Regions from separate parts of the Homo sapiens genome. Here region 1 is linked to region 2. The links are chromatin loops, found by intact Hi-C in ENCODE. Cell type or tissue: endothelial cell of umbilical vein. All regions are shown on one strand. Region 1 overlaps AHI1 (Abelson helper integration site 1). Region 2 overlaps AHI1 (Abelson helper integration site 1).

Region 1 (4,000 bases), 110 kb before region 2:
TCTAATAAATTATGGTACAGGTTTAGGGTGTAATTTTTGTGGGGTATGTGTGAGTGAATTGCATAATAAATTCAGTTCAGCAGGTATATAATAGGTGTTTAGGCATTAATGAGTAAAAGATACAAAAAATAGATAATTGTCGGTTATTGGGAGCATTACCATTTAGTCATAATATAAATCACTTAATTATTTCATAATTAGCATACTTGACTGCATGTTGCTGCCACAGCAATACCTAACAGCATTCTGCAACCCAGGTAAGACTTCACGGGTATCTTGAGAGCGTTGGTAAATCTCATTCTAAGTTTTCAGATCCAGAAATTTGATTTTATCAGTGCATCCAGGGTTGCTCAGAATCTGTAGTATCTATTAAGATTAATCAATCCTACAAAAAGTTGATTAACAAATGAGAATCCATGAAAATACACCTTATAATATAATAAAAGGTAGACCATTCTGGCAGCCTGAACACTCAAGATCTCATCCTGTCTAAATTTAACCTGAAGCCCAGGCTAATGATCACAGAGTTGATTGCTAAGTAGAGCCATAGGAGTATGGATTGAATGGGTTCGAAAATGTTTTATGCCAATTTTGAAAAAAGATTAATTTTCTCTACCCCACAGGAGATACCACCGTATATATTGATTAATGATAACTAACATCTGCTTAATTATTAGTAATAATTGATATATTTCTGGCACTGTGCTAAAGGCTTTACATTTTATTGTATTTAATTCTCAAACCATCCTATAGGGTTGAGTATTATTCCCATTTTCCAGAAGAGGATTTTGAGGCTTACAGAGATCAAGCCACATAACCAAGATCACACAAGTAGTAAGCACTGGAGCTGGGATTCAGCCCAGGTAGTTGGACTCCCATGTCCACAGTCAGTTTAACTGTCTCCTTTTAGTGACTGAATTACTGATACGCTTTAGATACAGTATCTGGCTCTTAGAAATTTATAGATAAAAAAATTAATAGGTATTCCAGATTTTGAGCAACTGTGGATGCACTGATAAAATCAAATTTCTGGATCTAAAAACTTAGAATGAGATATACCGATGTTCTCAAGGTACTGTCCACCTGTGAGGTCTTACCTAGGTTGCAGAATGCTTTTAGGTATTGCTGTGGCAGCAACATGCAGTCAAGTATGCTGATAAATAATTAAATGATTTATATTATGACTAAATGGTAATGCTCCCAATAACTGAGAAGTATCTATTTTTTTCAGTTCTTTTTTTTCCTAAACTCCATGTTGATTATGACCATTTTTCACTAGCACTGTACTAGGCTGATGCTATATGCTGGCTAACTCCTAATTGGACTGGACTTGAGTATTTTTTTTTCTTTTTCTTTTTCTTTTTCTTTTTTTTTTCTTTTTTTTTTTTTTTGAGTTGGAGTCTCACTCTGTCGCCCAGGCTGGAGTGCAGTGGCGCAATCTTGGCTCACTACAACCTCCACCTCCCAGATTCAAGTGATTCTCCTGCCTCAGCCTCCCGAGTAGCTGGGACTACAGGTACGCGCCACAACGCCTAGCTGATTTTTGTATTTTTAGTAGAGATGGGGTTTCACCACGTTGGCCCAGGATGGTCTCGATCTCTTGACCTCGTGATCTGCCTGCCTCGGCCTCCCAAAGTGCTGGGATTACAAGGCGTGAGCCACCGTACCCGGCCAGACTTGAGTATTTTTACTCTCTCCTTAGCAGCAGATTTTCAAATTGTCCATAATACATCGACTTTTACTAGTTTCTCTTTCAAAATGATCTTTTCTTGGCCGTGTACCATGAATTGTACAGAGTTCCTTTCTGTAGCTCTTTCAATAATAGTCATATATTTTATCATTTAGTAGTATTTACTATTTAATATTAGATTTCATCTGATACAAATAATATGGGAATGATAGTTATGGCTATTATTATTTATAGAGATAATTATATATTGCATTTAACTCAGCATGTGTCTTTTACACCTGTTAGTGTTCTAGTATAGAATTTTATTCTATTGATTGAAGAGCAAGTTTTTCTTGAGGCAGATAACCTGTGAGCCCTCGGGAGTTTCACAGTGCCATTTGTTTGGGCAAGTTAGATTTACCTTGAACATGTCATTAAGTCTCTTTCATTGGAAACAATGCAGAGTGACAACGGCAGGATAATGGATAAAGAAACTTCCAAATGCTGATTTAGGTTATTAGAAGATAAACATCTGAGTGTTTTGCAAACAGTCAATATTTAATGAAATTATGAATACTTCCTTATTTTATTGTATTTCTTTTAGGAGGTGATACGTTCCTGTGCTGCAAAAGTAAGTAGTTTTTATTACCAGGAAGATAACTTCAAAGGTATAGTGATGCTCCAAAGAACTGGAATGCACCATTCATAGAGTTTGGAACCTTTATAAGAGTTAATCTGATGTGTACTTTCATTATTGGAGCTCAGCTTTATCACAGAATTACAATACTGGAAGCTGATAATTTAGTAAGGGTGATCATTTAGCAAGTAGCTTCACATTTTTAAAGATTTAAGAATACTAAGTGATGGAGATACTTTCAGTAAAGGATCAACAAGGTCATGTCATTCTCTGAGAAAAATTTTATATGATATTTAATTTGTATAAGACACCGGTCAATATAGTTCCAGTAGGTATATGCTGAGTAAACTGTATAAGCATTGAAATGCATGCAAGCTGTACATAAATGATTTATTGTACTGATAATGCTCTCCTTCATTTATAAGTCTTTCACATTTCTTTTCTCATTTAACTATACTGTATAATAATCCTGAGAGATGGATTAGATATAATTGTTATTCCAATTTTAGAAAGGAGGAGACTGAAGTTTATTCAGGTTGAGTGATTTGCCCAAGGTCCCAAGTTAGTCTAAAAATGGTAGTGTACAAAAAGGCTCTCGATTAGTAAACAATTTCAACTAAATTGTATCTTATATGCTTTCAACACAGCAGCTTTCCTCTTTTACAAGCAAGGTTATTTTATGTGTAACTTTTAATTTAGGTGTTGGGAAAATAAGGAGTTGGAATGGCAACATGAGTTCATCCTTCCCTCTTCTGTCCACTCCCAAAATTCAGTTGAATAATTAGACGTCTATTCATTTAACAAATATAATTACATATCACAAAGAGAAGGTAAAACATCCAGAAGGAAAGAATTAGAATGTTAGTATATTTAGAGACTGCTTCATATAATGTCAGTGCAATGGAATTTTTTTTTTTTTTTAATTCAGTGGGCACCTACTACCATTTGGTAGTAGGCACTTGGAATGCAATAGGCTATTGTCGCTTTCCTGATGGGGCATGTTAGGGAGGGAGGAACATGTCAGAAAATACAAGACTTACCCCATCACTGAGCTGTCCAGCATCAGTCACAGAACCCATCACTTTTATACCTAATTATCACAAGTCAACAGGATATGGAATATAGACAAGGGGAAGGAAGACGAGGGGGGAAAAGAGAACAAGCTATATTCTGACTTGTACTGCAGATGTTCAGGAAACGTTCCTGATAGCAATGATTGGTGTAATGATTGTAGCTCCAAGATTACTAAACCTTCTGAAGTACTCATTGTGTATAAAATCAGAGGCAAAAATACAATTTATTTTCTGACTAGCAATTCAAAGCTATTTCTCTTTATTTAACAAATGTACTGCATACTCTTCTTTTGGAATGCTGTCTGAATGTCCAGAGAATAAAGTGTCCTGCACAGATTGAGCAAGGCTTTATGGAGAACAGCCTCTACTAATCTGGAAACTCCCCAAGGGTGAAGGATCATGCCATTCATCTTCATATCCCTAGTATTTAATAAAGGTAGAATAAATACTCATTGAAAAAATGATTAATTTGGAAATGAATCAGTGTCTGGAAAAATTAACCTTACTAGTATCTTCAGTTATTCTTTTTTTATAATAGTTTTATTGAGCTATAATTTATATACCGTAATGCCCACTCTTTTAAAATATACAGTTCACTGGTTTTTACCATATTCACAAAGT
Region 2 (4,000 bases):
AGCTAATGTTGGGTGTTTTGTTTTGTTTTGTTTTGTTTTGTTTTGTTTTGTTTTGAGATGGAGTCTTGCACTGTCACCCGGGCTGGAGTGCAATGGCATGATCTCGGCTCACTACAACCTCCGCCTCCCGGGTTCAGGTGATTCTCCTGCCTCAGCCTCCTGAGTAGCTGGGATTACAGGTGCACACCACCACACCCAGCTAATTTATTGTATTTTTAGTAGAGATGGGGTTTCACTATGTTGGCCAGGCTGTTCTCAAACTCCTGGCCTCAAGTGATCCACCCGCCTCAGCCTCCCCAAGTGCTGGGATTACAGGTGTGAGCCAAGGCACCCAGCCCATTATTTTTCTATTCCTCTGTCTTTATGCTACTACCACATTATTTTAATTACTGAGTAGTTTTGTAGTATGTCTTGAAATCAGGTAATATTAGTCCTCCAACTTTGTCCTTTTCAAATTTGGTTTGGCTATTTAATATTTAGGGTTCTTTCCATTTCCACGTGAATTTTAGAATTAGCTTATCAATTTCTATAGCATATTCCAATTGATATTGCATTTAATCCAGATACTAATTTGGAGAGAATTGACATTTTAACAATATTCAATCATCTGAGTCATTAACATGATATATCTTTGCATTTATTTACAACTTCTTTAATTTCTCTTGGTAACATTTTTTAGTTTTCAATGTATAGGTCTTGGACATACAGTGTATAGGTCTTTGGTTGATTTATTCCTACATGTTTCATATGTAAATGGTATTGTCGCTAGTTTATAGAAATACTACTGATTATTGTATGTTGATCTTGTTTTATGCGAACCTACTAAACTCACTTGTTAGTTGTAATAGCTTTTAGTGGATTCCACGAGATATTCTGTGTAGACAGACAATCGTGCAAATAAAAGACAGTTTTCTTTCTTCACAATCTGGGCGCCTTTTCTTTCTTTCTTTTTTTCTTTTTTTTTTTTTTTTTTCTTTTTTTTTTTTTGCCCTGTTAACACTGGGTAGAACCTCTAATACAATGTTGAATAAAACTAGTCAGAATAGACATTCTTGTCTTGTTCCTGATCATGTGGGAAATGAATAGGAGCATTTGATCTTTTACCATGAAGTATGATGTTATTCTAGGTTTTTTATAAATGCCCTTTATTAGGTAGTTTCCCTTTCCTAAGAGTTTTTGTCAGGAATAGATGTTTGATTTCTCAAACATGTTTTTGCATTAGTTAAGTAATCTATGGTTTTTGTTTTTAAATTTCTTAATATGGTGAGTTACACTGATATTCAAATGTTAAACCAACTTCGCGTTCCTCGGATAAAACCTACTTAGTGGTGTGTTATCCTTTTTATAAAGGATAGTGCTTGTTGAATTTGATGTGCTAAAATTTCCTTTAGAACTTCTTGCATTTTGTTCATGAGAAATATGGGTCTGTAATTTTTTTGTAACATCTTAAGCTGATTTTGATGAGGAGATAATGCTGGCTTCATGGAACAAGTTGGGAAGTATTCCCACCTCTTCAATTTTCTAGAATAGTTTGTGTAGATTTAGTATTACTTCCTCCTTGTGTAATTTCTATTTCTTTATTCATATTCTCTATTTCATGAGACATTGCTCATACATTAGTTCTTTATACATATTTCCTTTAGTTCTTTGAACACATTTTTAATTACGGATTTTAAGTCTTTGTCTAGTAAGGCCAGTGTCTGGGCTTCCTCGGGAACAGTTCTGTTCATTGCTAGTGGGAATAAACACTGTTCCGGGCCTCAAGTGATTTTCCCAGATGTGTGCACTCATCAGTTCACTGCTGGATACTTGAGGGGGACCTTTTGCAGATCTTCATCGTCTGTGGCTCAGTATCTTGAAAATTGTTGTTTCATGTGTTTTGTTCAGGTTTGTTGTTGTTGTTTTAGACAAGAGGTAAATGTGGTTCCTCCTACTCTATCTGGGCTACAAGCAAAGGTCTAGATGTTCTATGTATTTTCAAGGTAGCCTTTTGATAGATTGTATATAGATTGTGAGAGATAAAAGAAGAAAGAGGATCACTACAGTCTGATCTTCCTAGAGTGGGCTTTAGTGGTCAGAGAAAGCCAAAGATGAAGACAGAATTTAAGACCATATAGACACGACGGGGTAAACAAGAAGAATAGGGCCTAGAAGTCAGGAGCTAAGGCACAAAAGTAGGGCAGTGCCTGGGATACCCTCAGACCAGCAAGTATCCATGGGGTCTTTGTGTGTGTGTGTTTGTGTATGTGTGTGTGTGTGTGTGTGTGTGTAATTAGCTGCCCAGATATTTACATATTTCACCTAAAAGAAATACAGATTTCTGACTTCTTGAAAATAATCCAGAGTTCTGGACCACAGCTCTACATTCTTTGATGACATCCATCAATGAGCTGAGATAGACTGCCTCCTTTAGATGAGTCATCCATTCTCCAGTTTGCCACAGTCCATTGTATCGTTGTCTCTGCTGTATTATCTTTGGCTTGCTTCCCTTATTCACCTTATCAGTCTAGAATATAGATTCCTTGGAAATAAGGCCAAAAGGGTACACTTCAGAAAGATTAAGATTGTGTGCTATCAGTGCTTTTTTTCAGAGCTTAACCTTTCCTTTGTTCTTTTATCATTCTATCTAAATTTACTGTCCTTTCTTCTTTGTAATTTCTGACCTTTTCATTCTCAGTCATCTGACTTCATTTCACTTACTTACACATTTCTTCATTAGTCTATTCAGGGTGCCACAGAGAATACCACAGACTTCATTGCTTAAACTACAGAAACTTATTTTCACACAGTTCTGGGGGCTAGAAGTCCCAAGATCAAGGTGCCAGCAGGATTGGTTTCCCGTGAGGCCTCTCTTCCTGGCTTGGAGGTGGCTGCCTTCTTGTTGTGTCCTCACATGGCCTCTTCTCTGTGCAAAAAGAGCACGCTCTGGTTTCATCTTTCCATCTTCTAAGGACTCTAGTCTTATTAGATTAGAACCCCACTCTTCTGACCCCATTTAACCTTAGTTATCTCCCTAGAAGCCCCTGTCTCCAAATGCAGTTACATTAGGAGTTCAGGTGTCAACATGTGAATTTTGGGGAAATATCATTTGGTTCACAAGAATCTCTATTCAGTCCTATTTAATACCTGATTTTGAAATTCTTGTATCTTTTTCAAGCTCCTCTGTGGTGTTTCTCACCATTCCTAGACAACTTAGAAGATACTCTGTTCCATTCTTCAGTTTTCCTTTTTTTTTCATTGTTTTTGTGTTTTCTTTCTCCTAATATAAAGTGCATTACTACACACTCATCCACAAAACATTTGTTTTATATTTTGCTATTGCCATTGAATCATTTGGAAAGCTACATTGTTCATTCCACAGATCAGGATGTTACAGCTTTCTTATATATAAATTTCCTTCATTTCTTTTCTTGTCATGAATGAATGTCCTATACTTTTGTGTGTGTGTGTGTGTGTGTGTGTGTGTTTGTGTGTGTTTCCACCTAAGTTGATAGAACTTTCTGATTTTTCCCAGGCATCTAATATTTTTCTGAGACAGATGAAATTTATTTTATTCTGTAAGTCCACAGATAATTGTTTAAGATTTTGAAATTTATTTTATTCTTGTCCCTTTATCATGGCTAAGAAGGAGCCCAACCAGCCAAAGGTTTGTCTGTTAACGTTATTTTAAGCAATTCCTTGTCTCTCATCCCCGTGTATACTCATTAGTTCTGCCGGATGTTTTTCTCTGTCATATCCTCACATTTATCCCCATTTTTGTTTCCACTGCCACGGCCCTAGATCAAAGCCTCATCTGAGCTTTTAGCTCAGCTCTCTTTTACTGGCTCCTTGTTTCTGATCTTTCCCTCCTATAGTTCTGAAATGAGAAAAGAACAGAGCCATGAGGACCAAGGACACATAATGGATACACGGATGAGGAAGAACAAGCAAGCAGGCAGAAAAGTCACTCTAATAGAGGTAAGGGGAAAACCAATAGAAAGTTGCGCTATGTTGTCAACAG

The links. Hi-C counts contacts between places; a loop is a spot of excess contacts. Peaks named below come from ENCODE experiments on the same cell type or tissue, not always from the same donor. Only the 100,000 strongest peaks of a DNase experiment are listed, where the experiment ranks them.
Region 1: it touches region 2 in a loop (2.0-fold over the local background); 1 of 110 quality-filtered maps calls a loop at or near these places.

Annotation. Positions count from the first base shown.
Region 1 is chr6:135,403,251-135,407,250 of GRCh38, reverse strand. AHI1 (Abelson helper integration site 1) reads left to right here. Exons shown (of 29, transcript NM_001134831.2): 22 at 2,274-2,300. Among named protein-coding and RNA genes, the nearest start is that of AHI1, 92 kb to the left of the region's middle. In endothelial cell of umbilical vein, no CTCF peak of the experiment used is centred here; no DNase peak of the experiment used is centred here.
Region 2 is chr6:135,290,380-135,294,379 of GRCh38, reverse strand. It overlaps AHI1 (Abelson helper integration site 1), which reads left to right. Exons shown (of 29, transcript NM_001134831.2): 28 at 3,855-3,957. Among named protein-coding and RNA genes, the nearest start is that of MIR548A2, 53 kb to the right of the region's middle. In endothelial cell of umbilical vein, no CTCF peak of the experiment used is centred here; a DNase peak (open chromatin) is centred at 2,469.